Linked DNA regions of Homo sapiens: region 2 is linked to region 1. Evidence: read pairs that join two places in POLR2A ChIA-PET (ENCODE). Cell type or tissue: HepG2. All regions are shown on one strand. Links, peaks and the distances in the headings refer to the core of each region. The heading gives the core; the rest is flanking DNA. Region 1 holds the start of PHKG2 (phosphorylase kinase catalytic subunit gamma 2). Region 2 has its middle 31 kb from the start of MIR4519.

The links. Peaks named below come from ENCODE experiments on the same cell type or tissue, not always from the same donor. Only the 100,000 strongest peaks of a DNase experiment are listed, where the experiment ranks them.
Region 2: POLR2A ChIA-PET joins it to region 1 with 13 read pairs; 7 of 35 experiments call an interaction of 5 or more read pairs at or near these places.

The regions. Positions count from the first base shown.
Region 1 is chr16:30,740,788-30,753,113 of GRCh38, reverse strand. It overlaps TMEM265 (transmembrane protein 265), which reads right to left. Exons shown (of 3, transcript NM_001256829.2): 2 at 11,206-11,373; 3 at 7,918-9,332. The coding sequence starts at 11,370. The coding sequence ends at 9,171. PHKG2 (phosphorylase kinase catalytic subunit gamma 2) reads right to left here and starts at 4,689. Exons shown (of 10, transcript NM_000294.3): 1 at 4,624-4,689; 2 at 4,199-4,311; 3 at 1,833-2,008; 4 at 1,511-1,565. The coding sequence starts at 4,293. SRCAP (Snf2 related CREBBP activator protein) reads right to left here. Exons shown (of 34, transcript NM_006662.3): 34 at 11,705-12,326. RefSeq lists silencers at 4,463-4,602, 4,643-4,942 and an enhancer at 10,985-12,184. In HepG2, for the core only: no CTCF peak of the experiment used is centred there; DNase peaks (open chromatin) are centred at 4,853 and 7,823; H3K4me3 peaks cover 1,391 bases.
Region 2 is chr16:30,835,499-30,852,853 of GRCh38, reverse strand. It overlaps a transcript of BCL7C not described here. Among named protein-coding and RNA genes, the nearest start is that of MIR4519, 31 kb to the left of the region's middle. RefSeq lists enhancers at 8,004-8,103, 8,144-8,233. In HepG2, for the core only: a CTCF peak has its summit at 7,972 (motif pointing left); a DNase peak (open chromatin) is centred at 7,983; H3K4me3 peaks cover 692 bases.

The DNA.
Region 1 (12,326 bases), core at 761-8,760:
ACCAAAGGGTCTAGAAACACAGCACTCCAACAAGGCAGTTTGGCCTGGTGTGTTGGCAGCTGAAATACCTGCATTATGCCATGATGGGGCAATTATGGCAAAAATAAGAGACTTCTTGTGACAATATAATTTATAGGAGGTTCTTGTTGAGAGTAACTATGCCTGAAAAAGGCCTCTCAAAGTGAATCTATAAAGAAAATGGACCAAAATTTCAGTTTTTTGTGGCACAAAGGTTGAATAGGACCTTATTTTGAAGTTTCGTCTTTAAAAGCTGAGGTTATAATTATGTGTCAATTAAAAATAATACTTTCAAAATTGAGGTTATACTTGCACTCTGCATCAGTCCTCAAAGTAACATTATCAGGTGCTGTTTTGGGGAGTGTAGGCACTCTGCATGGCTGCAGGATGGCATAATAGACATCCTTACGTCCCCTCTGACTTTTGCAGAGGGCCATTTCTGTAAATATATCGAAGCCTTCATGAATTTTTTCCAAGGGCCTCTTTTAAATCTTTGGAATTCAAATCATTCTCTTTCAAAATACCTTTGCAGTTGGTTTGCATTATACCAATTGCATCGGACATTCAGATTCTGACCAGAAAAAGAACTGATGGGCAGAGACAGACACCAGAATAGTTAGCGTGTTAAGCAGCGCGAGAGGCTGGTGAGTGAGGATCTATTTTCTAAGTGGTCAGTCCACTGCTGAACACTCTCTTTTTTTTTGGAGATAGAGTCTCGCTCTGTCACCCAGGCTGGAGTGCAATGGCACGAACTCAGCTCACTGCAACCTCCGCCTCCCGGGTTCAAGCAATTCTCCTGCCTCCCGATTAGCTGGGATTACAGGCACCGACCACCATGCCTGGCCAATTTTTTGTATTTTAGTAGAGACGGGGTTTCGCCATGTTGTCCAGGCTGGTCTTGAAACTACTAACCTCAGGTGATCCACCTGCCTCAGCCTCCCAAAATGCTGGGATTACAGGCATGAGCTACCACGTCTGGCTGGTCACTATTACTTTATTTTTTGAGATGGAGTCTCACTCTGTCGCCCACGCTGGAGTGCAGTGGCGCAATCTGGGCTCACTGCAAGCTCCGCCTCCCGGGTTCATGCCATTCTCCTGCCTCAGCCTCCCGAGTAGCTGGGACTACAGGCGCCCACCACCACGCCCGGCTGATTTTTTGTATTTTTAGTAGAGATGGGGTTTCACTGTGTTAGCCAGGATGGTCTCGATCTCCTGACCTCATGATCCACCCGCCTCGGCCTCCCAAAGTGCTGGGATTACAGGCGTGAGCCACTGCACCCAGCCACTAGTCACTATTAAAGAATTTGCCTCAATCATGGCACCAAGGGAGAAGGCCAGAGCCATGCGCTAGCAGGCAGGCCCAGGTGATAGAGAGCCCCAGCTGGAACAGGAAGGTGTGAGCAGGATGGGTCCAGCCCACTGCACCACAAATGCTGGGCCATACATGGAGGTGGGGAGGAGGCTTCTCAGATGGTGGCAGGGAGATACTCACAGGTCAAACACCAGGAACATGAAGCTAGAAGACTCGTAGGAATCGATGAGGGTGACTAGGGAGAGAGGAAGAGAGGCAGAGAGACAGAGATGGAAAGGAGTGGATGCACATTAACGGGGCTTGGCCACCCTGGGACAGCAGCGGGCTGTTACTGGGAAGAAAGGAGAACCAGAGGAGGCAGTGGGCGCCCAACGGATGGCCACTCTTTAGTGGAATGAAGGGAGGAGAGGTGTGGAGGCAATGTTGGCGGAAGTGGGCTATGGGCAGGGCCAGCAGGAGGTGGGGGGTCGTCTGCTAACAGGAGCAAGGAAGACAGCCTCACTGATGTGGGGGTGGCCGGCGACCTGGCGAAGGATGTGTGTCTCTCGCCGTGTGGCTTCCCGCACCTCCTCCAGCTGCTCAGGACTCAGCCGCTCAGCTGTCACTTCCATAATCTTCACCGCAAACTCGTGGCCAGTAGCTCGATGAACACAACGGCGGACCACAGAGCTCACTCCTCTGCAAGAGCCGGAAAATAGCACAAGTCAGGGCCTCTGTGCTCACATTTCCGCACAGGCTGGGGCCTCAGCATCCTCATGCCCGCTGTGCCAGACTCTGAAGACCCATCTGGATCACAGGGCAACAAGCTTAGGAGCTCACCCTGGCTTCACAGCAGCCTCAGAAACCTGAGTACCCAGCAAGGCACAACACAAAGCTCACAGGGAAGGCAGGTAGGGCCTGGGTTCAAATCCAGGCTCTGCCACTTCCTCCATGGGAAAGCCTAGGCAAGTCCTTCCCACACTGAGCCTCAGCACCTGTTCCTTGCAGGAAGGGGAAAGAAAGATCTAAGTCTCCCTCTATATTCCACTTACACTTGCCTGATTACCCCATCCAAATCCCAAAGTTCCCTCAAGTGTAGGAAGCTCCAAATAAGTAGGAAGCCATTGACTAGAAGACCAAAGCTGAAAATTAGATCTTAGTGCAGACCCCAGATTTGCTACCAATTAACCTAAGTGGTCCCCTGACATAAGGTTCTTGGACTTCAGCTGTGAAATGCAGCCAACAGCATCCTGAAGGGATGTTGAAGGGCATTCATGAGGCACACACAAAGTCCTAGACAAGGATTTCCTTGCTCAGGCTATCACCAACTCCATATGACCCTACACATTCCTCAGACTAAGGAGCAAATCCCTCCAGGATCCAGCCTCAAATCCTGTTTCTTATCCTGGTTCCCTGGCTGCCCTTCGCAGAGCCTTACTGTTATGCTCTCTGGGGCCTCCTTGGCCTCACATAACTCACTTGGGAATTCGGCCACCCACATCTAGTTAAATCAAGGGATGTAAACTATTGATCCACAGGCCAAACACAGCCCTCAGATGTGTTACGTTTTGGCCGGTGCAATTTTTTTTTTATTTTTTTACACAAATCTGAATTCATACATCATAGGTGGGGCAAAACCCTCCACCTTCCACAACACTTCCTACTCTCTTACTCTTGGCCACTTCACAGTTTCAATTTCCTGCGCAACCACTAAGGGCATCTGAGTTTGAGGCCATGTTTTAATTATGACCCAGCTTTAATGAGCCTCTTTGAGAATCTGATGAAAGCTGGAGACATCTACCACACGCATACATTTTTGCGATTTTAAAGACCCCCCCCTGAACTCCTACTCATACCTCAAGACCCAGCCCAAAGGTGACTCCTCCTGAGAAGGTGTGCTTTTCTGGAATCCCATAGCACTTGATACAGACCTCTACCTATCTAGCCTGATGCCTTTTTAACGTTCACGTGCCAATTTCAGTCACTTCGGGTGGAGTACCTCCAGGGCATACGCATCTTTTCTGCCCTCCCCGTGTTGAGCTTTGTGTTGAAGGCATAAATGAATGAATCCGTGAAAAAATGGGGTTGACCCAAGGTAAGAGTCTAGTCACTAGGTGTTCTCCACTGATCACTGATTCTTCCCATTTAGAACTATTCAGTCAACCAGGCGCGGTGGCTCACGCCTGTAATCCCAGCACTTTGGGAGGCTGAGGCGGGCAGATCACGAGATCAGGAGTTCAAGACCAGCGTGGCCAATATGGTGAAACGCCCGCCTCTACTAAAAATATAAATTAGCCGGCGTGGTGGCGCGCGCCTGTAATCCCAGCTACTCGGGAGGCTGAGGCAGGAGAATCACTTGAACCCAGGAGGCAGAGGTTGTAGTGAGCCGAGATCGCGCCACTGCATTCCGGCCTGGGCGACAGAGCGAGACTCCGTCTCAAAAACAAACAAACAAACAAACAAAACCAACTATCCAGTCTTCTCCTGAGAAAACCTGAACTTGAAAGACACACACACACACACAGACACACACACCACCACCACCAGCACCACCAGCACCAGCACCACCACCACCGAAAGACACACACACACACACACACCACCACCAGCACCACCACCAGCACCACCACCAGCACCACCACCACCAGCACCACCACCAGCACCAGCACCACCACCACCAGCACCAGCACCACCAGCAGCAGCAGCAGCAGCAGCACCACCACCACCACCACCACCACCACCACCACCACCACCACCACCACCACCACCACCACCACCACCACCACCACCACCACCACCACCACCCGCGAACTCTCCAGCCTTCAAACGGAAGCGGGAATGCTGGGGCTCGACCTCTTTGGACCTCCGTTTCCCTGGCCGCGGCCTTACCTGCCGATGACGTCCTTAGGGTCGTACTTCTGGTAAAACTCTTTGGCGGCGGCCCAGTCGGGCAGCTCATCCTCCGGCCCCACGTCCAGCGTCATCCTGAAGGAGGCGGGGGCCTGCGCGGAGGAGGAGGGCAGTGAGGGCAGGGAGGCCCACAGGCTCTGAGACGACCCGCATGGCGGCTCCCGGGGGCGCAGCCCTTGCAGCTGGGGCGCCAGGGTCCTGGGGGGTGGGGGGGGGTGGGGGAAGGACCCGGACTGGGGAGACCCCGCAGAAGAGCCTGGGGGCGGGAGGATGGCAGGGCAGGGAGGGGAGTGGGGAGATGTGCCCAGGAGGCAGGGGGAAGGGGCGCAAGGGCAGGCGGCTGTTGCCGCGCAGGCGCATTCGGGCGGGCGCAGGAAGGGGACGGGGGTCTAGCGCAGGCTCACCTGAGGGGGCAGGCAGAGGAGCCAGGGTCGACGCGAGCTGCGCTGTCGCCGGGTTTGCCTGCAGTCGCTCACCTTAACCCCCGGCGGCGGGCGACAACCCAAGGCTCCGCCTCCATCCTGCCCGCCAATGGTCAGCGCCGCCCGAAGACTGAGGCTCAGAAGCCCTTCCAATTGGAAACCGGCCGCCCAATTGGGGCTGGGGCGTGAGTCGGCGCTCGGCTGGACCTAAGGCTGCAACGCGACGCCGGGGCGCGGCTTCAGACGCGGCCAATCACCGAGTGGCATCTGCGGGACAGCAGAGGGCGGAGCTTGTTGTCACGTGGGCTTGGAGGCCTGGAATGGGACCCGGAAGTTGGGTTTACTGGGAAACGTGATCTCTGGGTGGCGGGGAAGCAGGACCTTCCCGCGCCTCTAGTTCCCAGACTTGAGCAGGGTTCCCTCGGTCTCCTCCAAGCATCCCTAACTGAATTCAGCATTTTCTCTTTTTTCAGACAGGGTCTCGCTCTGTAGCCCACGCTGAGGCTGCAGTGTAGTGGCGCGATCATAGCTCACTGCAGCCTTGAACTTCGGGGCTCAAGCGATCCTCCCGCCTCAGCCTCCCAAAATGCTGGGATTACAGGCTTGAGCCACAACGCCCAGCAAGCTCTTTTCAATATTAGCAGCCTGGCCCAAAGCGCCTGTCCTGAGTACACTCCAGCCCTTAAAACATTTGGACACACGCAGCTTGGACTCCAGCTTGGCCTCTTAGTTCGGACTTAAAATGCCAGAGGAAGCCTTTTCTGTGTCCGCTTCAACTCCTCCTAAATACATCCAAAGCCCTAGCGTTTACTATCTGGGATTTACACACTTTCTCAATCTTCCACCCTCTCCCAAAAGCCTTGTATCACACTCTGTTCTAAACCCACCAGGTTGTTAGATTCTGCCAGGAGTGACTCAGTGCATAGCTCAAACCTGGCATTCACTAACAAATTTTTATGACCGTCTAAGACCTAGGAACTAGACTGAGAGCAATGAAACAACACACACACCCCTACCCTGTGGAGGTTATGTTCCAGCCAAAGAGGAAAAGAATTAACTTATCTCCCTACAGCTATCTTAGAAATGACACTTTGGGATTACAATTATGAGGGAAGAAAAATGAATTCAGGTAACTTTTTATAGAGTACTATGACTCTATACCATCAATCTAAAGGCAAAATTGCAAAAAATCTTGAACTTTACTTAGATTTGTTGTTTGGTAATATAACAGGATAATAATTCTGAAGCTGAGTAATCAATATATTGATGTGACTGGAAGCCAAGGTTCTTAACTGTGGGAATCTGGAATCTGGAATCTGGAATGGGGAAAGTGGAGAAAGAACCCTATGATTGACTGGAATTTTTAAAAAGATTTTTAAAAGATGTAAAGTAGATAACATTAACTATTTACTGGCTCTTACCTCTGCTTTCAGAATGCCCTAAGCAGTAACTTCCCAGTAGAACGCCTAGTGTCTAGATGCTGATTTCTCAATAACAGTACCCAATAAAAGGAACTAAGTCTTTTCAGGAGAAATGGCCAATTTCTAGGCTTCAGCAGGGAAAGTACAAGGTGAGTCTGGAGTGATTTGTGCCAGACATTACTAATGAGCGGGGCTTATCACAAGGACACAGGAACCAGATTGAAAGGGTTTCCATAGGTCAATATCGGGGATAAAAATAATAATGAAGAGCATGAGGGAACTTGCTGATGTGCTGCAAATGTTATATTCCTATAGGTGGTGAGTGACTGACTACACAGGTTTATTTACGTTAAAACATTCGTCGGCTAGGCACGGTTAACTCACGCGTGTAATACCAGCACTTTGGGAGGCTGAGGTGGGTGGATCACAAGGTCAGGTCGAGACCAGCCTGACCAAATGGTGAAATCCCATTTCTACTAAAAATACAAAAATTAGCCGGGCGTGGTGGCACACGCCTGTAATCCTAGCTACTCAGGAGGCTGAGGCAGGAGAATCACTTGAACCCAGAAGGCAGAGGTTGCAGTGAGATCACACCACTGCACTTCAGCCTGGGTGACAGAGCGAGACTCCATCTCAAAAAAAAATAATAATAATCAAGCTGCACACTTAAGATCTATGCGTTGGGCCGGGCGCGGTGGATCACACCTGTAATCCCAGCACTTTGGGAGGCCGAGGCGGGTGGACCACGAGGTCAAGAGATCGAGACCATCCTGGCCAACATGGTGAAACCCCGTCTATACTAAAAATACGAAAATTAGCAGGGCATGGTGGCTTAAAACCTAGATGACAGGTTGATGGGTGAAGCAAACCACCATGGCACATGTATACCTACGTAGCGAACCTGCATGTTCTGCTTGTATCCCAGAACTTAAGAGTTAAAAAAAAAAAAAAAAACAAAGAACAGGCCAGGTGCAGTGGCTCATGCCTGTAATCCCAGCACTTTGGGAGGCCGAGGTGGGCGGATCACGAGGTCAGGAGATCAAGACCATCCTGGCTAACACGGTGAAATCCCGTCTACTAAAAATACAAAAAATTAGCCGGGCATGGTGGCGGGCGCCTGTAGTCCCAACTACTTGGGAGGCTGAGACAGGAGAATGGTGTGAACCCAGGAGGCAGAGCTTGCAGTGAGCAGAGATTGTGCCACTGCACTCCAGCCTGGGCAACAGAGCGAGACTCCTTCTCAAAACAAACAAACAAAAAAACAAAAACACTTTCTAAAATGTGTTACCCTTTTTTCCTGATTTAGAAATTGCAGAGGGAATACAATAAAATCTTATCTATAGAGCAGTAGTTCTCAAACTATGTGTACTACAATTAATTGGGAAACTGAGAAATCCTGATGCCAAGGCTGTACCTCACACCGATTAAGTCAGAATGTAGTCTGGATAAAGCCCAGGCCTAACTACTTTTTAAAGCTTCCAGGTGGTTCCACTGTGAAGCTATGTTGAGAACACTGCCCTGTATATTTATCTTCTACCCACTGTTTCAATTCTAACTTCTGAGACCACCAATCTATTCTCTTCCTTCTTCCTGGAGCATTTGGGAACACTGAGGACAGCCATCATGTGCCTCTCCTTCCCCTCTAGTCTCTTCAGTGTGCAACATCTCCAGTTCCTTTAGGTGCTCTTCTGGACTCTGAATTATGGTAAGGTGCTTGCCAGGACAGACGTACTCCAAAAGGCATGACTCATAATAACCCCAAACTGCAAACATCCCAAAGTCCACCAACAGTAAATGGACAAATTGTGATACATTCATATGACTGAATACTACACAGCAATGAAAACTACACCTATTCCAAATATTGACGAATCTCACAATGTTAACATGAAAAGAATACATGATTCCATTTATATAAAGTTCAAATGCAGACAAAATTAAATGACACTGCTAGAAGTCAGAATGGTGGTTACCTGTGGGAAGAAAGGAAGTAGCAGTGATTGGGAGGAGTATAAAGGAGGCTTTGAAGTGTTGACAGTGTTCCAATTTCTTTACTGAATGTGGTTATTCACGTTTGCTTTGTGTTAATGAACTGTATACTTGTTTTGGGTATTTTCCTATATGTATGATATACTTCATAATTTTAAAAAAAATTTGAAATATTATGAGGTCCAAGATAAAAGATATGAAAATCCATTTTAATCACTCAAATCTCCATGTACAGGATGGTTGTTGCTGTTACCCAACTCTTTCACTCCTCTCTCAGCTCTGGAACCAAACTGTCTGGGTTCAGTCTCAGCTCTACCATTTAGTAGCTGAGGACCTTGTGCAAATCTGTTTGTTTCTTCAAGTATAAAACGAGAACACTGTCATTTTAGAACATTTCTTCCAGTTTTCACTCAGATAGTTGGTACCTATCATATGTGATATATTCATATGATGGATATGATAGTACAGACATCTACTGAGTGACTGAAAACTGGAGGAAGTTAAGAAATATAAAGTGCTTAGAACACAGCCTGGAATATAGTAAGTAATAAATAGTAGCAGCTGCTACTACTCTTGGCCTCAGAGTCTCTGTGGACGTACAAGGGAGAAGCTGGGGTCTTTCCAAGAAGGGAAACTTCCAGAAGAAGAAAATAAAAATTGTTTCCTTCTCTTGGAGCTCCTGGATGAGGTGGATGCTGGCTTCTGCTATCAGTCAGATGTCCAGTCTGGCTCTCACCAAGGGCCCAAGGGAAAGCAGGAGGAGAACAATTAGACAGGAGTATTTCACCACTAAAAAAGGCTTTTATTACAAAATGAATTCTAATAAAACCAGGCCTGGTCTTCAACCCCTCCCGCTGGGTAGAGGCCCTAGGGTGGGCTAGGGTAGGGGAGATGGGGGTGGGGGGCCCTGAAAGAACAGAGCAGGCTGCCCTCCTCTCATCAGTCTCAGCTGCTGCCCTCCTTTTATAAAGGGCTAGAAGAGCTCTTCCAAAGCCCCTTGAGAGAGTCCCCATCCTTCCAACCAGGATCCTTCCAACCACTGCTGTCACAGGACCTTAGCAATGCCGCATTGCAGGATCCAGGAGGTCTCGGCTGGCTCTCAGCAGAGGCCATCCAGGGTCACTCAGCCTGAGCGATGGCGTAGGAGAGCAACCACAGCAGCAGGGGACCCAGAATGAGGACAGCAAGCCAGACAGCAAAGCTGGCCAGGATGAGTTTCCGGGCCCGGGCCCCCCAGCGCACTGCCTCCTCGGACCGGCCTGCTTTATGCCGCTCTTCCGCCTGTGGGGGCAGGTTCTTGGTTAGGTTCTCCCCCTGCTTCTGCCCCAAGGTGCCCATTTCCCCACTCCGCTCCCCCTTCCCTGTCACGGATCAAAATCTCACATCCAAACCCTCTACCTCCCTTTCCAGTTTCTGATTCTAACCTCTCATCTGCAAAATAAGGTACCCATCTCTGGGCCCTGCCTACTTCTCAGGGTGGCCATAGCTCACAAGATCGCCTATGGGAAAGTACTTTCCAATTCTGTTATTCCCCATTCTTTCCAACTATCCAAGATTGATTCAGAATTTGTAACTATTGGCAAGAAACAGTGAGGCTAGAGTAACTTCACTCATGCCCAAACACCACCTCATTCTCATAGCCCAATGGGCCTCATCTTTTCCATCTTTTTTTTTTCTTTTTTTGAGACAGTTTCACTCCTGTCACCCAGGCTGGAGTGCAGTGGTGCAATCTCACTGCAACCTCCTCCTCCCAGGTTCAAGCAATTCTCGTGTCTCAGCCTCCCAAATAGATGGGATAACAGGTACGTGCCACCACGCCCAGCTAATTTTGTATTTTTAGTAGAGACGGGGTTTCACCATGTTGGTCAGGCTGGTCTCGAACTCCTGACCTCAAGTGATCTGCCCACCTCGGCCTCCCAAAGTGCTGGGATTACAGGCGTGAGCCACTGCGCCCAGCCTCTTTGTTATCATTAAGGGCCCTTTTTAGGATTTTGCCCTAATGGAACCCAGGAGTTCTTACAGTTTCTGACTGTTAAAATATGTCTAGGGTTGAGAAGATTCCAGCATGAAGTTTAAGTTAGCCTGTGTAGCCTTTCCTAAAGGACATGTGCTGTTTTTTTTTGTTTTTTTTTTTTTTTGAGACAGAGTCTTGCTTTGTCACCAGGCTGGAGTGCAGTGGCATGATCTCAGCTCAATGCAACCTCCGACTCCGTGGTTCAAGCAATGATCCTGCCTCAGCCTCCCCAGTAGCTGGGATTACAGGCACGCACCATCACGCCCAGCTAATTTTTGTATTTTTAGTAGAGACGGGGTTTTACCATGTTGGCCTAGATGGTCTCGATCTCCTAACCTCGTGATCTGCCCACCTCGGCCTCCCAAAGTGCTGGGATTACAGGCCTAAGTCACCACGCCCGGCGGACATGTGCTGTTTCTAATAGGCTTTTTGAAATGGTGAAGCCCTCTCAAAAACCCAAGTGTCTTTCAGACTCCTAGAGATTGCGCTCATCACCGTTCAGCGGCCTCCAGCCTTGCCCCCTCCAATTCACCCTCGATGTAGGCCTTGAGAGTGGATCTTCCTAAAACTCAAATCTGACCATGTCACTTTCCCCTGCAGGAGCCATTCAATGCCTCCCCAGTACTTTCAAGATAAAGTCAAAACTCTTAAGCACAGAACTGGAGGCCCTTGGGAATCTGGGTCCTCTAGCTTCATCTCTCACTATTCCTCACTGGTCCAGTCATGCTCCACAGGCCTTTGTACACACTGCTCCTTTTATCTGGAATGCCCTTCCACACTTACTCACTCACCCTTTAAGATTAATCCTGTCACCTCTCCTAGGATGCCTTTCCAGTCACCTATTCTACCATATACACATATATAATTACATACATAGATCTTCCCTGGCTCCCACACTGTCCTGTGCTTCCTGTATTACGGTACTGATGAACTGCATTCTATTAATTACCCATTTTCACTGTCACCTCTTTCATTAGATTATGGGTCCTCTGACGACAAGGAACCCTGTCTTATTCTTATTTCTGGCACTAGGCCCAGAGCACTGATAGGTATTCAGTGACTGGTCAATGTAGATAGATCAGATACATGAAACCATTGCCTTATACCCACCCCCATTCCCATGGGAATTGCACTCCTCACCTTGATGGCAAACACCAGAGCCATGACTCCCAGGCAAGAGCAGCCACAGATAATGCTAGTAGCTGCCAAGCAGCGGAGGCGGAGCCAGCAGCAGCGGATGGGGGATGGAGGATGAGCAGCTTCCGTGTTGCCCAAGATCTCCACTGCCTTCTCCTCGTCCTCCATCACCTGTGGGCGATAGTCAAGGTACTTGTGAGCCCAACAACAGAGCCCTTGGCCTTGCTTGCTCAGACTCCACCCCTCTCAGAGCATTCTGTTCTCATGGCCTAGCCTGGCACTCAGGAATGTTGCCTTACTGGGGAATTCCTCTAGTGACTCACAGAGCAGGAGAGGAAATGTGTGGCTGGAATCCTTTTACCTAAGCTTGAGGTTCTGAGTCTTTGAAAGCAAGCCAGTGTAGACAAGGCATTATCTGTATTATTTAGTGTTTCAACAAGTGGGAAGAAGCCAAATGACAGGTGCACACCGAGAAGGAGGAAAAATACAAACTCTTGAAAGCTGCTATGAATCTGTTATTTTAATCTGTATTTCAAAGGACTCTACAATTCCCCCAAATTCCCAAGAGGCTGCCCCCTGAGTATTATAGATGTCAGAGAGCAGGACCCTAGGTACTGCAACCCGTTTCAAGCAAAGCAGCCATTTTACATGAAAACAGTTATGGGAATGGAGAAAGGTAAGGAAAATGTACCCAAGTAAGCCCTTTATTACCACTAAAACCAAACATCAGAAAGACTTTACTTCCCTAAGTCAGGGCTTCCTCTGCTATGCTGCCTCCCTGCCACCTCCTCTCTCCAATTTAACCCAGGCCACATAACACAATCAGACTAGTACACTGAGTCTAAATGACCTCATTACCACACAGAAACCTGCAAAATGATGCCCTACTTAATCATTTCTTGTCTCCCTACTTCTCAGGTCCTCTAGGCCCTGGCATCAAACCACCTTTCTACCCTTATCTCCAACCATTCCCCTACAACCCAGACAAAATGAAACCACCTTGGCTCCCTGAACCCAAGTAACGAAGGATAGGAAAGGTGAAAGGGGCGAGACAAGTAGAGAGCAAAGAATGATGTGTGCCAAGAAGCTGCAGGGAAGTAGATACAAAGAAATAACTCAGATGA
Region 2 (17,355 bases), core at 3,910-11,909, 97 kb before region 1:
TGTAATAACATTTATTAATGAGCTTATTGACAAAAGAGTAAGTTTAAAAAATTTAAAAGTTTGGCTGGGTGAGGTGGCTCATGCATGTAATTTCAGCACTTTGGGAGGCCAAGGCGGGTGGATCACCTGAGGTCAGGAGTTTGAGACCAGCCCGACCAATATGGTGAAACCCCGTCTCTACTAAAAATACAAAAATTAGCCAGGCCTGGTGGCATGCGCCTGTAATCCCAGCTACTCAGGAGGCTGAGGCAGAAGAATCACTTGAACCCGGGAGGCAGAGGTTGCCGTGAGCCGAGATCACAATACTGCACTCCAACCTGGGCGCCAAAGCAGGACTCCATCTCAAAAAAAAAAAAAAAAAAAAGTTATAAAGTTACTAAGTGAGTGCAAAAGTAATTGTTGAAATTTGCCATTTGATTTTGGAATACATTCTTAAATAAATGTGGTTATGCTATACATCATTTTAATGGTCATTTCTCACTTTATTTTTTTAATGACTCATTACTGCTGTTTATTTTACGTTTATTTTAGACTATGGAAATGATGTTAGACAAAAAGCAAATTCAAGCGATTTTCTTATTCGAGTTAAAAATGGGTCATAAAGCAGTGGAGACACTTCGCAACATCAACAACACACTTGGCCCAGGAACTGCTAATGAACATATAGTACAGTGGTGGTTCAAGAAGTTTTGCAAAGAAGACAAGAGCCTTGAAGATGAGAAGCATAGTGTCTGGCCATCGGAAGTTGACAATGACCAACTGAAAGCTCTCATTGAAGCTGATCCTGTTAAAACTACACAAGAAGTTGCCCAAGAACTCAACCATCGACCATTCTATGGCCGTCTGGCATTTGAAGCAAATTGGAAAGGTGAAAAAGCTCAATAAGTGGGTGCCTCATGACCTTACCAAAAATTAAAAAAATCGTCATTTTGAAGTGTCATCTTCTCTTATTCTATGCAACAACAACGAACCATTTCTTGATCAGATTGTGATGTGTGACAAAAAGTCGATTTTATATGACAACCGGCAACAACCAGCTCTGTGGCTGTACTGAGAAGCAGCTCTAAAGTACTTCCCAAAGCCAACCTTGCACCAAAAAAAGGTCACGGTCACTGTTTGGTGGTCTGCTGCTGGTCTGATCCACTGCAACTTTCTGAATCCCAGTGAAACCATTACATCTGAGAAGTATGCTCAGCAAATCGATGAGATGCACCAAAAACTGCAAGGCCTGCTGTGGCACTGCTCAACAGAAAGGGCCCAGTTATTCTCCATGACAACAACCACACATCGCATAACCAGCGCTTCAAATATTGAGGCCGGGTGCGGTGGCTCACGCCTGTAATCCCAACATTTTGGGAGGCCAAGGTGGACGGATCACTTGAGGTCAGGAGTTCGAGAACAGCCTGGCCAACATGGTGAAACCTGTCTCTACTAAAAATACAAAAATTAGCTGGGTATGGTAGCTGGCGCCTGTAATCCCAGCTACTCGAGAGGCTGAGGCAAGAGAACTGCTTGAACCCGGAAGGTGGAGGTTGCGATGAGCCAAGATTGTGCCACTGCACTCCAGCCTGGGCGACAGAGTGAGACTTCATTTCAAAAAAAAAAAAATGTTGAACGAATTGGGCTATGAAATTTTGCCTCATCCACCATATTCACCTGACCTCTTGCCAACTGACTACCACTTCTTCAAGCATCCCAGCAGTTTTGCAGGGAAAACGAACCAGTAGGATGCAGAAAATGCTTTCCAAGAGTTCGCTGAATCCCGAAGCACAGATTTTTACGCTACAGGAATAAACAAACTTATTTCTTATTGGAAAAAATGTGTTGTTTGTACTGGTTCCTATTTTGATTAATAAATATGTGTTTGAGCCTGGTTATAGTGATTTAAAATTCATGGTGCGAAACCGCAATTACATTTGCACCAAAAGTTGCACTTAGCTAAAATTAATTTATTACTGCAGAAAAAATCTTTTTTGTAAATTTAGTGTAGCCTATATATACAGTGTTCATAAAGCCTACAGTGGTGTACCATAATGTCCCAGGCCTTCACATTCACTCACTACTGACTTACTAACTCATCTAGGGCAACTTCCAGTCCTGTAGGCTCCATTCTGGTAAGTGCCCTGGTACTTACCATGGCATACCGTGGTATACCAGTGTGGCATATCATTTTATCTTTTATGCTGTATTTTTACTGTACCTTTTCTGTGTGTTTAAATACACAAATACTTACCATCATGTTACAGTATTATATATATATCACCTACAGTATTCAGGACAGTAACATGCTGTACAGATCTGTAGGCTAGGAGCAATAGTCTATATGATATAGTCTAGATTTGTAGTAGCAGGTTATACCATCTAGGTTTGTGTAACTACATTCCATGATGTCTGCACAATGACAAAATCGCCCATGACACATTTCTCAGAATGTATCCCCATTGTTAAGCAACACATGACTGTATATAGTGCCTTTATACTCAAAGATAAATAGTTTGTAAGTAAAAGGATATAACAAGATATGCCATGCAAAAGTAACTATAAGAGATGTGTTTGCTGGGTGTGGTGGCTCATGCCTGTAATCCCAGCAATTTGGAAGGCATATTTCTTTTTTTCTTTTCTTTTCTTTTTTTTTTTTTTTTTTGAGATGGAGTCTCGCTCAGTCACCCAGGCTGGAGTGCAGTGATGCGATCTCGGCTCACTGCAAGCTCTGCCTCCTGGGTTCACGCCATTCTTCTGCCTCAGCCTCCTGAGTAGCTGGGACTACAGGTGCCTGCCACCATGCCCAGCTGATTTTTTTGTATTTTTAGTAGAGATGGGGTTTCACTGTGTTAGCCAGGATGGTCTTGATCTCCTGACCTTGTGATCTGCCCACCTTGGCCTCCCAAAGGTGTGAGCCACCACGCCCAGCCTGGAAGGCATATTTCTTCAGCCCAGAAGTTTGAGACCAGCCTGGGCAACATGGCAAAACCCATCTCTACAATAAAAAATACAAAAGTTAGCTAGGCATGGTGGAGGCTGCAGTGAGCTGCGATCGTACCATTCATTCCAGCCTGAGTGACAGAAAGACCCTGACTCCAAAAAAAAAAAAAAGAAAAAAGGAGGCCAGGCACAGGGGCTCATGCCTATAATCCCAACACTTTGGGAGGCCGAGGCAGGCAGATTGCCCAAGGTCAGGAGTTCAAGACCAGCCTGGCCAACATGGTGAAACCTCGTCTCTACTAAAAATATAAAAATTAGCCAGGCAGGTGGCAGGAGCCTGTAATCCCAGCTACTTGAGAGGCTGAGGCACAGGAAATGCTTGAACCCAGGATGCCGGGGTTGCAGTGAGTTGAGATCGTGCTACTGCAATCCAGCCTGGGCAATAGAGCTAAACTCAGTCTCAAAAAAACAAAAAACGGGGATGTGGAGTGGCTATGCTAATATATATATCAGACAAACCAGAATTTAAGACAAAAATTGTTACTAGATACAAAAGACATTTTATAATGATAAAGGGGTCAATCCATCAGGAAGCCATAATAATTGAAAACATACATGCATCTAACAACAGAGCCCCAAAATACATGAAGCAAAAACTGATAGAACTGAAGGGAGAAATAAGCAATTCAACAATATTAGGCAGAGATTTCAATACTCTACTTTTTCTTTTTCTTTTTTTTTTTTTGAGACGGAGTCTTGCTCTGTCCCCCAGGCTGGAGTGCAGTGGCTCAATCTCGGCTCACTGAAAACTCCGCCTCCTGGGTTCACACCATTCTTCTGTCTCAGCCTCCCGAGTAGCTGGGACTACAGGCGCCCACCACCACGCCTGGTTAATTTTTTGTATTTTTAGTAGAGACAGGGTTTCACCGTGTTAGCCAGGATGGTCTCAATCTCTTGACCTCGTGATCCACCCGCCTCGGCCTCTCAAAGTGCTGGGATTACAGGCATGAACCACCGCGCCCAGCCTTTTTTTTTTTTTTGTGATGGAGTCTCACTTTGTCACCCAGGCTGGAATGCAATGGCACAATCTTGGCTCACTGCAACCTCTGCCTTGGGTTCAAGTGATTCTCCTGCCTCAGCCTCCTGAGTAGCCGGGATTACAGGCATGTGCCACCACACTCAGCTAGAATTTTTTTGTATTTTTAGTAGAGATGGAGTTTCACCATGTTGGCCAGGCTGGTCTTGAACTCCTGACCTCAGGCGATCTGCTGGCCTCGGCCTCCCAAAGTGCTGGGATTACAGGTGTGAGTCACCGCACCTGGCCTCAATACCCTACTTTCAATAATGGATAGAACAGATGATCAACAAGGAAACAGACCAAGAAATATTGGAGTACACTGCCCATCTACTTTGTTCCTAGGGACACTATAATCCATTAGCTACTGCCAAGACCTCTGCAAGCCAAGAAATTAGATTGCCTGGTGGTCTCTGCTGCCCTTTACAGTTGATGTATCTAACTTGTCAGGGTCCCTTCATATCCCAAGATCAGAGGGCCCACCTCAATGGTGCATTTCCTGCAGCCTTACTTGGCCTACAAAGGACAGCAACCAGAGAACTTCTCAAAGATACACCTGCTCCCTTCAATGCCCTAGCAAAAGGAGTGCCTTCTGGGTCCTCTCATAAAATAGAGTTGATAGAGTACACATGATAAACGCAGTCTATCATGCTAAGCCTTTGGATTCTCTCTTCCTTGTGATTACCAGGAAAGATCTGGCATCTCATTTCACTAACCACTTAATAGTGGTAGGCCACCATGAAGTCCAAATTCCAGTCAACCAGCCAAGTAGTCTCTTACAGCCAAATTCAGGTACACAAGCTAACACATTACATCTGGAGTCTCTAGCACATGCACCCACATCAATGAATTTGGCCTTATCTAGTATCACATTCTCCCCTCACTGGTCTAACATCCTTAGCACCCATCTTCCCATACACCCTAGTTTTCTGCTAACGTATCAACAATGTCCTGCAATTATTTTAGTGTGTAAGCTGGGTCATTTTCTCCTGGGTCTCAGTGTGTATCTGTCCCCCTGAAACATGGTGAGATTTTTTTTGTTTTTGTTTTTGTTTTTTTTCAAGATAGAGTCTCATTCTGTTGCCCAGGCTGGAGTGCAATGGCACAATCTCGGCTCTTGGCAACCTCCGCCTCCCGGGTTCAAGCGACTTTCCTGCCTCAGCCTCCTGAGTAGCTGGGATTACAGGTGTGCACCATCATGCCCGGCTAATTTTTGTGTTTTTAGTAGCAACAGGGTTTCACCATGTTGGACAGGCTGGTCTTGAACTCCTGACCTTAGGTGATCCACCCGCCTTGGTCTCCCACAGTGCTGAGATTACAGGTGTGAGCCACTGTGCCTGGCCCATGATGAGATTTGACCCTATTAAAGACCTACTGGCAACAGATAGGTTGTGGTGGATTTTGAGGGTATGAGCATCCACTTTCAAGGCATTTGCCCAGGTGAGGTTATCACAGCCTTTTCAGACAGGAAAGTGAGTCTCTTCAGACTGTGGACATCAGGCTACTTCCACTCACAAGGGAGACTCTGAATGACATAGGAGTTCAATATTGTTGGCTTCATCTGGGTCCAACCAGATTCACCATTCCAAATTTCTGGATCCTATTATTTCCCAATTAGTGCCCTAGTTTTTGCATGACAAATTTGATGAGACTGCAAATTCAACTCATTACTTTTCAGCAAACCACACAATTAAATTATGTGTTTGACTTTCAGCAATATCAGCCCTGGGTCTACACAAGTCAGAGATTGTTTTAGGCTTGTCATGGAAGCATTCTGATTCTCAGACTGTGACTTGAGCTGAGAGTGAATAGACCTGAGCTTGCCATTTTCTCTTTGTAATAACTCGACTGTACTGAAAAGAATCCATCGCACACCACAGTCCTTGCTCCTTGGTCATTACTGCTGTCACTGTAGTCAAGAATAGCAGCCATTTGGGTTCCCAAGGCATGTGCTTCAGTAGGCACTTCACCACCATCACGTGACAGCGTCACTAGCTGGAATGCTACTGCAGGCCATGGGTTGCTGGCATCCCACTTCCCAAGGCAAGGAGCTCAGCAGGGAGCTCAAGCCCAGGGTGTGATTAAATAAATCCCCAAATCCATCTCCACAGGTCTGTCTCCTGGGATCACTCCCAGTGCCACTTATTATATCAGTTAAGGTTCAATCAAAAGGCAGAAGCCACAATGGGAGTTTAACATAAGGAATTATTGATAGGGGATTGGAATGATAGGGAATTGGTTAATGAGAGCTAAAGACAATTCTAAAGAATACAGAGAGCCTGGGCAATATAGTAAGACCTCATCTCTACAAAAAATAAAGATAAATTTTAAGCCGGGCGCAGTGGCTCATGCCTGTAATCCCAGAACTTTGGGAGGCCTAGGTGGGCGGATCACGAGGTCAGGAGATCGAGACCATCCTGGCTAACACAGTGAAACCCCGTCTCTACTAAAAATACAAAAAAATTTAGCCGGGCGTGTTGGTGGGCGCCTGTAGTCCCAGCTACTCGGGAGGCTGAAGCAGGAGAATCTCTTAAACCCAGAAGGCGGAGCTTGCAGTGAGCTGAGATCGCGCCACTGCACTCCAGCCTGGGCCACAGAGTGAGACTCCATCTCCAAAAAATAAATAAATAAATAAATAAATAAATAAATAAATAAATTTTAAAATTAGCCAGGCATGGTGGTGCAAACCTGTGGTCCCAGCTACTGAGGAGGCTGAGGCTGAAGGATCTTTCTTTTTTTTTTTTTTTGAGATGGAGTCTCGCTCTGTTGCCCAGGCTGGAGTGCAGTGGCGTGATCTCAGCTCAGCTCACTACAACCTCTGCCTCCCGGGTTCAAGCAATTCTCCTGCCTCAGCCTCCGGAGTAGCTGGGACTACAGGCACCTGCCACCATGCACAGCTAATTTTTGTATTGTTAGTAGAGACGGGGTTTCACCACGTTGGCCAGGCTGGTCTCGATCTCCTGATCTTGTGATCCGCCTGTCTCGGCCTCCCAAAGTGCTGGGATTATAGGCATGAGCCACTGCGCCCAGCTGAAGGATCTCTTGAGCCCAGGAGTTTGAGGCTGCAGTGAGCTGTGATTGCACCACTGTACTCCAGCCTGGGCAACAGAGTGCTGTCTCAATAAAAAGAAAAAAAAAAAAAGAATGCAGAAATACAGAGGTGGCAGATATAAAGATCAGCTACTATCCCCGGGGCTGAGATACAGTATCCAATGAAGAATCTTCTCCCACAAGGGCTGAGATCCAGATGTCATTTGAAAGGCATGGCAGAGAAGCCACTGACATGCCTCACCAAATGAGACCTCCTAGAAATCTGCCCTCTGGGGTATCAGGTGAAGCTGCTATTCCACCAAGCACTGTTGGAACCAAGAACTGTAGGAAACTCACTCTGCAGGAGCCCATTGCTGGAAAGAGCTTTGCCAGTGCAAGGATCAAGCACTGTAGAGAGTCAGGCTATTAGAGGAGTCAAGCACGAGAGCATGCAGACTCAGCGAGAGCCCAGTGCCTGAGGAAGCTCTACCCATACAGGAACCAAGTGGCAGAGAAAGCCATGCTTTCTACCTGTTAGATAAAGTGCGCTTGGTGAGAGCACAGTGCTGGAGAAAGCTAGACTGCTACAGAAGCCAAGTACTGGAGAAGCGTGCTCTGCCAGAGTTCAGTGCTAGAGAAAGCCAATAAAGGTCAGGACCAGTGGTGGGTGTGCAAAAACTATCCAAGTGCCAGGAGCCACTCACAGCAAAGGCGGCATGTGGTATGGGATTTGTGGTGTCCATATTGGGGGAGGGAACGTGGTAAAGTGTTGCAAACTGGGGTCTTTGAGCCTCCCAAGGACTTTTCACTCTGGACATGCATCTAGGGCAGAGAACCACTGGGATCTGCCCCTGAAAAACTGCAGCAAGAGCAAGAAAAATGAAACCTCAACAGGACCAGAACCAGGAAGAGCTTCCCCTTCTTCTTGCAATGTCCCACCAGCGCCCTCTACTGACAAAGCATAACATCATGTTCTTTGCAAGGAGAAATGTATTAGAAGTCCAGCCCGTTATCTTAGAGCAGGTACTGGAGGGTGACATTTAGAGCTGAGACAACTGATTGAAAACTGACATAGTGCCAGAATCCCCACATAGGCTCTCTGACTCATAGACTGAAGGTCAATATGACAGGAAGGCCTAAGTGAAAGCCCCTGGAACTTCCCCTCCCTACAGAGAAAAGAAGCCAGTAGAAATACCACATTCCTGAGGGAAGCACAGAGATTAATGCCACCATCAAAAAATTAAAAGAAGCAAGGGTGATGACACCTATCACATGCTCATTTAACCCACCAGTGTGGCCTGTGCAGAAGTCAGATGGATCTCGGAGAATGACTGTGGACTATCATAAACTTTATCAGATGGTGACTCCAATTGTAGCTGCTGTTCCCAGATACAGTATCTTTCTTGGAGCAAATTAGTATTTGTAAGGCTGCTAGTTTGTTTGTTTTTTCCCTTTTTTTTTTTTTTTTTTTTTTTTTTGAGACGGAGTCTCACTCTGTCACCAGGCTGGAGTGCATTGGTGCCATCTGGGCTCACTGCAACCCCTGCCCCCTGGGTTCAAGCAGTTCTCCTGCCTCAGCCTCCCGAGTAGCTGGGACTACAGGTGCGCACCACCACGCCCAGCTAATTTTGGTATTTTTAGTAGAGACGGAGTTTCACCATGTTGGCCAGGATGGTCTTGATCTCTTGACCTTGTGATCCGCCTGCCTCGGCCTCCCAAAGTGCTGGGATTATAGGCATGAGCCACCACGCCCGGACTTTTTTTTTTTTTTTTTTTTTTTTTTTTGAGGCAGAGTCTCGCTTTGTCGCCAAAGCTGGAGTGCAATGGTGCGATCTCAGCTCACTGCAACCTCTGCCTCCCGGGTTTAAGAGATTCTCCTGCCAAGCAGCATCCCAAGTAGCTGGGATTACAGGCATGTGCCACAATGCCTGGCTATTCTTTGTATTTTTAGTAGAGATGAGGTTTCACCATATTGGCCAGGCTGGTCTCCAACTCCTGACCTCAAGTGATCCACCCACCTCAGCCTCCCAAAATCCTGGAATTACAGGCATGACCCACAGTGCCCGGTCTATGCTGCTAGTTTTGAGCAGGGACTGGAGCGAGAGAAGGCTCTGCAGCAAGTCCAGGCTGCATTACATCACATGCTGGTCTACTGTGTGGTGCTTGAGATCCAGCAGATCCGGTAACGCTCAGTGTCCATGGCAAACATGGCAAACACCAATAGAAGAATCCACTCCTTCACACCAACTTTTTTTTTTTGTTTTTTGAGTCAGGGTCTCACTCTGTCACCGAGACTGGAGTGCAGTGGCATGATCACAGCTCACTGCAGCCTCAACCTCCCAGGCCCAAGTGACCCTCCTACCTCAGCCTCCCAAGTAGCTGGGACTACAGGCATGTGCCACTACGCCTAGCTAACTTTTTCATTTTTAGTAGAGACAAGGTCTCACTATGTTGCCCAGGCTGGTCTCAAACTCCTGGTCTCAAGTGATCCTCCTGCCTCAGCCTCCCAAAGTGCTGGGATTACTGGCATGAGTCACGGCACCCAGCCCAACACCAACTCTTGCTACATTGTCTTCCTCTCCCTCCATTAGTGTCTATGACCTCCTGGAGTATCTCTCATTCTACAGAAGAGTCTGCAAAATCTGCTGTCATGGCCTCGCAGTGGCCGGAATTTTGACTAGTATGTTTGATTGTTTGCTATGTCTGGAATGAGAAATAGCCAGAAGTACAGACCTATACTAACGCATGGGCAGTTGCTCATGATTTGGCTGGATGGCCAGGGATTTGGAAAGAACAGGATTGGTGACAAGGAAGTTTGAGCTCTTGTAACTTTTTTTAAAAAACAGACTTCAATCAATTTTACTTCAGTTAAAACCATTTTGGCCAGGTGCAGTGGCTCACGCCTGTAATCCCAGCACTTTGGGAAGCTGAGGAGGGTGGATCACAAGGTCAGGAGAATGGCTGGGCGCGGTGGCTCATGCCTGTAATCCCAGCACTTTGGGAGGCTGAGGCGAGCGGATCACGAGGTCAGGAGATCGAGACCATCCTGGCTGACACGGTGATACCCTGTCTGTACTAAAAATACAAAAAATTAGCTGGGAGCGGTGGCGGGCGCCAGTGGTCCCAGCTACTCGGGAGGCTGAGGCAGGAGAATGGCATGAACCCGGGAAGTGGAGGTTGCAGTGAGCTGAGATCGCACCACTGCACTCCAGCCTGGGTGACAGAGCGAGACTCTGTTTTAAAAAATAAATAAATAACATTTCATCCAGGGACTGGCTTGATCTTCCCTCCTCTGGTTTCTGAGTCCCTTAGATGGGCTGTAACTTTTCTTTAATTATTCCTTATTTTATTTACAATTAGCAGTCAGAATAGTATGTTAGGTTCTATCAAACAGAGGCAAGTGGCGTAAGGCAAGTTTCCTCTTGAGTGGCCAGTGTGCTCTTTAGCTAGGTATACCATAACAAGGTACCACAGATTGGGTGGCTTCAACAACAGAAATTTATTTTCTCATAGTTCTGGAGACTGGAAGTCCAAGACCAAGGTGTCGGCAGAGTTGGTTTCTTCTGAGGCCTCTCTCATTGTCTTGTAAATGGCCTTGTTCTCCTTGTGTCTCTACATGGTCTTCACTTTGTATATGTCTGTGTCTAAATTTCCTCTTAAGTGTACCAGTCGTATTGAATTAGAGCCCACCCTAACAACTTCACTGTAACTCAATTACTGTAACCTGCACGGACCTTGGGAGACTGAACAAAGGGGGGTGAACACGGGAATAAAAGACAAAGACAGAAGAGTATATTTGGAAGAAGGGGTCAGGGGGCACCTTGTCTCTGGTGGACAAGGGCCCTGAGCTTTTTTTTTTTTTTTTTTTTTTTTGAGATGGAGTCTCGCATTTGGCCCAGGCTGGAGTGCAGTGGCATGATCTCGGCTCACTGCAAGCTCCGCCTCCCAGGTTCATGCCATTCTCCTGCCTCAGCCTCCCGAGTGGCTGGGACTACAGGTGCCCACCACCACGCCTGGCTAATTTTTTGTATCTTTAGTAGAGATGGGGTTTCACCATGTTAGCCAGGATGGTCTTGATCTCCTGACCTCGTGATCTGCCCGCCTCAATCTCCCAAAGTGCTGGGATTACAGGTGTGAGCCACCATGCCCGGCCAAGGGCCCTGAGCTTTACACAGCCCTCTGTATTTATTGGTAAAAGAGATAACGAGAAAGGGGGACTGGTTGTCGGGTAATTGTCAGTCAGCTGTTTGGTTCACAGCAGGCTTGTGAGACTGTATCCTTCGAACAATAGGCGCTAGATTTCCCAGTAGATAACTTCAAGGAGCCCGGAGCCAGGGAGTGATGGCCCTCAGCAAACCTTTTGGCAGCAGGCGCAGTGTGAGTTTGCTTACATCCTGCATTCATAATAAACAGTTTGCTGTTTGATCATGTAGCCTCCAGTGGAATGCTGAGTTGGTCACAATCCCTGTGGCCTTTTCGGCTCCCAACAAATTACCTCTTTAAAACCCTCTCCAAATACAGTCACATTCTGAGGTATCAGGACCTCTTCATATGAATTGGGGTGAGGGGGCAGGATATACATTCAGTCTACAACACCCAGTATTGAACAAATTTGCAGACCACTATCTGACTATTAAGGCATGAATAGGAAGCCTTACCTACAGGGCTTTTCAAGTGCAGGCAGGCATCTTTCCTCAAGTCAGTCTACCTGTGCAGCTCCCTTCTAAGTGCTCAAGGGTGAGCAGATTAGGTCAGTTCTTCCAGGGCTGTATGTTTATATGTGGTTTCTGGCAGGGGTGGGAGAGATGAGGGAGACCATTAATTAAGGTCTTTGATATGGTTTGGCTGTGTCCCCCCACCCAAATCTCATCGTGAATTATAGTCCCCATTGTAATCTCCACGTGTCATGGGAGGAACCCAGTGAGAGGTAATTGAATCATAGGGGGCAGTTACCTCCATGCTGTTCTTGTGACAGTGAGTGAGTTCTCATGAGATCTGGTAGTTTTATAAGGGACTTTTCCAACTTTGCTCAGCACTTCTTATTATTCCCACCATGTGAACAAGGACATGTTTGCTTCCCCTTCCGCCATGACTGTAAGTTTCCTGGGACCTCTCCAGCCATGCTGAACCGTGAGTCAATTAAACCTCTTTCCTTTCTAAATTACCCAGTCTCGGGTATGTCTTTAGCAAGGTGAGACCAGACTAATACATCTTTCTTCTTCGTCAGTTCTGGACCATGTTTACCCATCCATAGTCACAGGTAGTACTAGACCTTGACAGCCTTCCCCTTGTAAAACTTGGAATTTGATGGCTGGGTGCAGTGGCTTACGCCTGTAATCCCAGCACTTTGGGAGGCTGTGGCAGGTGGATCACTTGAGGTCAGGAGTTTGAGACCAGTCGGGCCAACATGGTGAAATCCTGTCTCTATTAAAAATAAAAAAATTAGCCATGCATGGTGGCATGTGCCTGTAATCCCAGCTACTCGAGAGGCTGAGACAGGAGAATTGCTTGAACCTGGGAGGCAGAGGTTGCAATGAGTGGAGATGATGCCACTGCACTCCAGCCTGAGCGACAGAGCAAGACTCTGTCTCAAAAAAAAAAAAAAAAAAAAACAACTTGGAATTTGACGGTGTAGAACAGAACCTAAGTTCTTAGGCAACAGGTTCACTCTCAAGGGGAAAAACAGAGGAAGAAACAGATATATAGACATACCATTTCTCCTTCCTAATAACTCCATTCCTTCCTAAGTAAGTCAGGAGGTGGGGGAAGGTCAGTAATGTTACACCTGTAGATCTCTACCTGCATAAAAGTAAACATCAGGAGTGGGGAAAATGTGTTCTCTCCACCAGCATAATGCAAGACAGCTGACAGAGTCCTCTCCTGGAGGGATTCCCAAGTTATCTCCAGCTGAGCTCTTTCATGAAACAAATAATATTTGTTTCCTATTGCTGCATAACAAATTACTACGCATTTAGCAGCTTAAAGCCACAACCAATTATTATCTCACAGTTCCCTAAGTCCCACTGTATGGGTGTGACTGGGTTCTTAGCTCAGTCTCAAAAGGGCAAAGTCTAGGTGTTGGCTGAGCTGGGCTCTTATCCAGATGCTTTGAAGAAGAATCCACTTTCGAGCTCGTTTAGGTTGTTAGCCAAAGTCAGCTCCTTGCTGGATGTTGGGTAGTGGCAGCTCTCTGGAGGCCTCCGCATTCCTCAGCACATGGCTGCCTCCTTCTTCAAGTCAGCAATGGCTTAAATGCCCCTCATAACTTCCTGTTCTGCTACCAGCCAGAGAAGAGCTTGCTTTTAAATGGCTACCTGACTAGGTGATAATCTCGGTATCCTAATATCAACTGACTTGGAATTTTAATTACATCTGCCAAATCCTTTCACAGCAGCACCTAAATTAGTGCTTGACTGAATAACCAGGGGACAGGAATCTTGAGGGGAGCATCTATTAGAATCCTGTCTGTCACACCAGGGAATCCCACTCTTTGCCCCAGACCCTGCGAGAAGACAGTTCCTCTCTGCCACAGGTTTGTTAGGTCCTAATCTAGCCCAATAGACAAGTGTGGTACACATTCTGTCCTCTAGAGAGGCCACAGTCAGCTCTTCGGCTCATTCATAAATTCTTAGCAACTTTGTATGAACTAGGAAAGAGGTGCCCTTTCCTTAAAACAATGTACTGTTATCTGTTGGAAATCTGTTGCACTAACTATACAAACCTCTTGTTTACCTGGTAGTGAATGGCACCCACCTCCAGGAGTTGTGAGTGGCCTTGATCTCAGTAGATCCTGTGGACTCAAATACACCCTGTGCTTTGCAACCACTTGCCCACCCTGGCTATTGTCATAGAGACATTTTTTTCCCAGAATCTTTCTGACATTCTTCATTGATTTATCTGTTAACGATTTGGGGAAAGTTTGAAATAAAATGGCTATAACTTCCTGAAAATGCTATAATGCATTATTAATACCCAGAAAAAAAATTTTGCCACTGGTCTGATATAATCTATTTGGGGGTTTTTTTTGTTTGTTTGTTTGTTTGAGACGGAGTCTCGCTCTGTCACCCAGGCTGGAGTGCAGTGGCGTGATCTTGGCTCACTGCAACCTCCGCCTCCTGGGTTCAAGCAATTCTTGCCTCAGCCTCCTGAGTAGCTAGGACTACAGGTGACTGCCACCAATCCCTGCTAATTTTTTGTATTTTTTTTAGTAGAGACAGGGTATCGCCATGTTGGCCAGGGTGGTCTCAAACTCCTGACCTCAAGTGACCCACCCACCTTGGCCTCCCAAAGTGCTGGGATTACAGGCATGGGCCACTGCGCCTGGCCTAATCTGTTTGTTTATACTCATAAGCAAATATCCAAAATCCTCCAAGGAGCAAACCCTGAAGTAACTGGAATATTAAGGCAATAATGGCAGCCACTAACGTTACTCAGTGCCTCTATCTATCTATCTACCTACCTACCTAGCTACCTACCATCTATCTCTGATCTATATGTGTATACTATATACACATACACTCACGTAATCTCATTTAATCATCACATTCCTTTTGGGTAGGGATTATTATGCCTACTTACAAATAAGAAAACTGAGGCTTTGTAATGTTATATTATTTACCCAAGGTCACAGATAAGAAGAAGCTGAGTCAGGATTCAAACCTCTGTCATCCATTTCAAAGCCCATGCTCCTAACCACTTTGGTGGAGATTAGCTGAGTGCCTGTGCCCTGAATTGAGACCTCGGGCTGTTCAGTGGTGAAGCCAGTGGCCCAACCTGGGACAGGAAAGAAGCCAAGCCTGGAATGTCCTGGTTCTATTCATGAAAATAGCCTGAAGGGAAAAGTGTGGTAGGGAATTGTTTGTAGCTAAGATAGCCAGTAGGACTTGGAGAGAAGTCCATAGAGGAGGAAAAATTGTAGGGCCCTGCATTGTTCACCATTATGTCTCCAGTGGCTGGCACCTTGTTGGGACTCAGTTAGCATGTGCCAGTCAACTGACTGGCCACCTGATCAGCCAGACAGCATGCCTGGGAAAGCTCCTCTCTGCACTCTGCCTCTCTGATGTCTGTTCCTGCTACCACCCCCTGCCCTCTTCAATAAACTAACTCATTTGAATCATGTCCTATGCTGCAGGCCCAGTGCTAAGTGCTTTATCTGCATCTTCTTATTTAAAGTCCTCACGGCTGGGCTCAGTGGCTCACGCCTGTAATCCCAGCACTTGGGGAGGCTGAGGTGAGTGGATCACCTGAGGTCAGGAGTTTGAGACCAGCCTGGCCAACATGGTGAAACCCCATCTCTACTAAAGATACAAAAATTAGCTGGGCGTGGTGGTGGGCGCCTGTAATCCCAGCTACTCGGGAGGCTGAGGCAGGAGAATCACTTGAACCTAGAGATTGCAGTGAGGCAAGAGGCTCTATTGCACTACAGCCTGGGCAACAAGAGCAAAACTCCGCCTCAAAAAAAAATTATTATCACCTTTGTCTTTGTACCACTACCCCAATATCCTTGAAAATATCCTTACTTTCTGGAATGAACAGGATGCTATAGACCCATCCTGATTTTTCTTGTCTCAAGAAATGTAATCAGCTACCCTCCAAGAACTCCTGGTTATTTTAATGGTAAACACTATTAGGCACCAACAACTGGGCATTAAGGATATACATAAGTGTCAGTAGGGTGGCAAAGTTTCACTCAGTGACGAGAGTTGAAAAAAAATTTTTTAAAGAGATGGAGTCGGCCGGGCGCGGTGGCTCATGCCTGTAATCCCAGCATTTTGGGAGGCTGAGGCAGGTGGATCACGAGGTCAGGAGTTCAAGACCAGCCTGGCCAACATAGTGAAACCCTGTCTCTACCAAAAAAATACAAAAATTAGCCAGGTGTGGTGGCACGCACCTGTAGTCCCAGCTACCCAGGAAGCTGAGGCAGGAGAATCGCTTGAACCTGGTAGGCAGGGGATGCAGTGAGTCAAGACAGCACCATTGCACTCCAGCCTGGGTGACAGAGCAAGACTCTGTCTCAAAAAACAAAAAAAAAAATACAAAGAGATGGAGTCTTGGCCAGGCGAGTGGCTCACACCTGTAATCCCAGCACTTTGGGAGGCTGAAGTGGGTGAATTACTTGAGCCCAGAAATTCAAGACCAGCCTGAGCAACATGGCAAAACCCCATCTCTACAAAAAATACAAAAATTAGCCAGGCATGGTGATATGCACCTGTAAGTCCCAGCTACTTGGGAGGCTGAGGTGGGAGGATCGCTTGAGATGTGGAGTTTGAGGCTTCAGTGAGCCATGATTGTACTACTGCACTCCAGCCTGAACAACAAAGGGAGAACCTGTCTCAAAAAAAAAAAAAAAAAAAAAGACAGGGTCTCAACTCTGTTGCCCAGGCTGGAGTGCAGCAGCGTGATCATAAGTTCTCGGCAGCTCAGACCTCTCAGGCTAAAGTGATCCTCTCACCTTGCCACCCCACCCCAGTAGCTGGGACTACAGGCACATGCCATCATGCTGGGCTAATTTTTTAATATTTTGTAAAGATGGAATCTCGCTATGGCTGGGCTTTTTGGTTTTGTTTTGTTTTTGAGACGGATTCTTGCTCTGTCACCAAAGCTGGAGTGCAGTGATGCGATCTTGGTTCACTAAAACTTCTGCCTCCCAGGCTCAAGCGATTCTCGTGCCTCAGCATCCCAAGTAGCTGGGATTACAGGTGTCACACCACCATGCCCAGCTAATTTTTGTATTTTTAGTAGAGACGGGGTTTCACCATGTTTGCCAGGCTGGTCTCGAACCCCTGACCTCAAGTGATCCGCCCACCTCAGCCTCCCAAAGTGCTGGGATTACAGGCGTGAGCCACCACGCCTGGCCCCAGGCTGGTCTTGAACCCCTGGCTTCAAGAGATCATCCTGCTTTGTTTGGCCTCCCTCCCAAAGTGCTGGGATAACAGGCTAAACCATCGTGCTCTGCTAAAAAAATTTTTTCTTTTTTTTCTTCAGACGGAGTCTCACTCTGTCGCCCAGGCTGGAGTGCAGTGGTGCGATCTCGGCTCACTGCAACCTCTGTCTACCGGGTTCAAGAGATTCTCCTGTATCAGCCTCCCGAGTAGCTGGGATTACAGGCGCCCGCCACCATGCCCAGCTAATTTTTATATTTTTAGTAGAGACGGGGTTTCACCATATTGGTCAGGCTGGTCTCCAACTCCTGACCTCAGGTGATCCACCCACCTCGGCCTCCCAAAGTGCTGGGATTACAGGCGTGAGCCACCGAGCCCGGCCAAAAGTTTTCTTAAAGGTAAAGGTTTATATTGATCTTTCCAATTGAACATATCCCTGATGGCCTG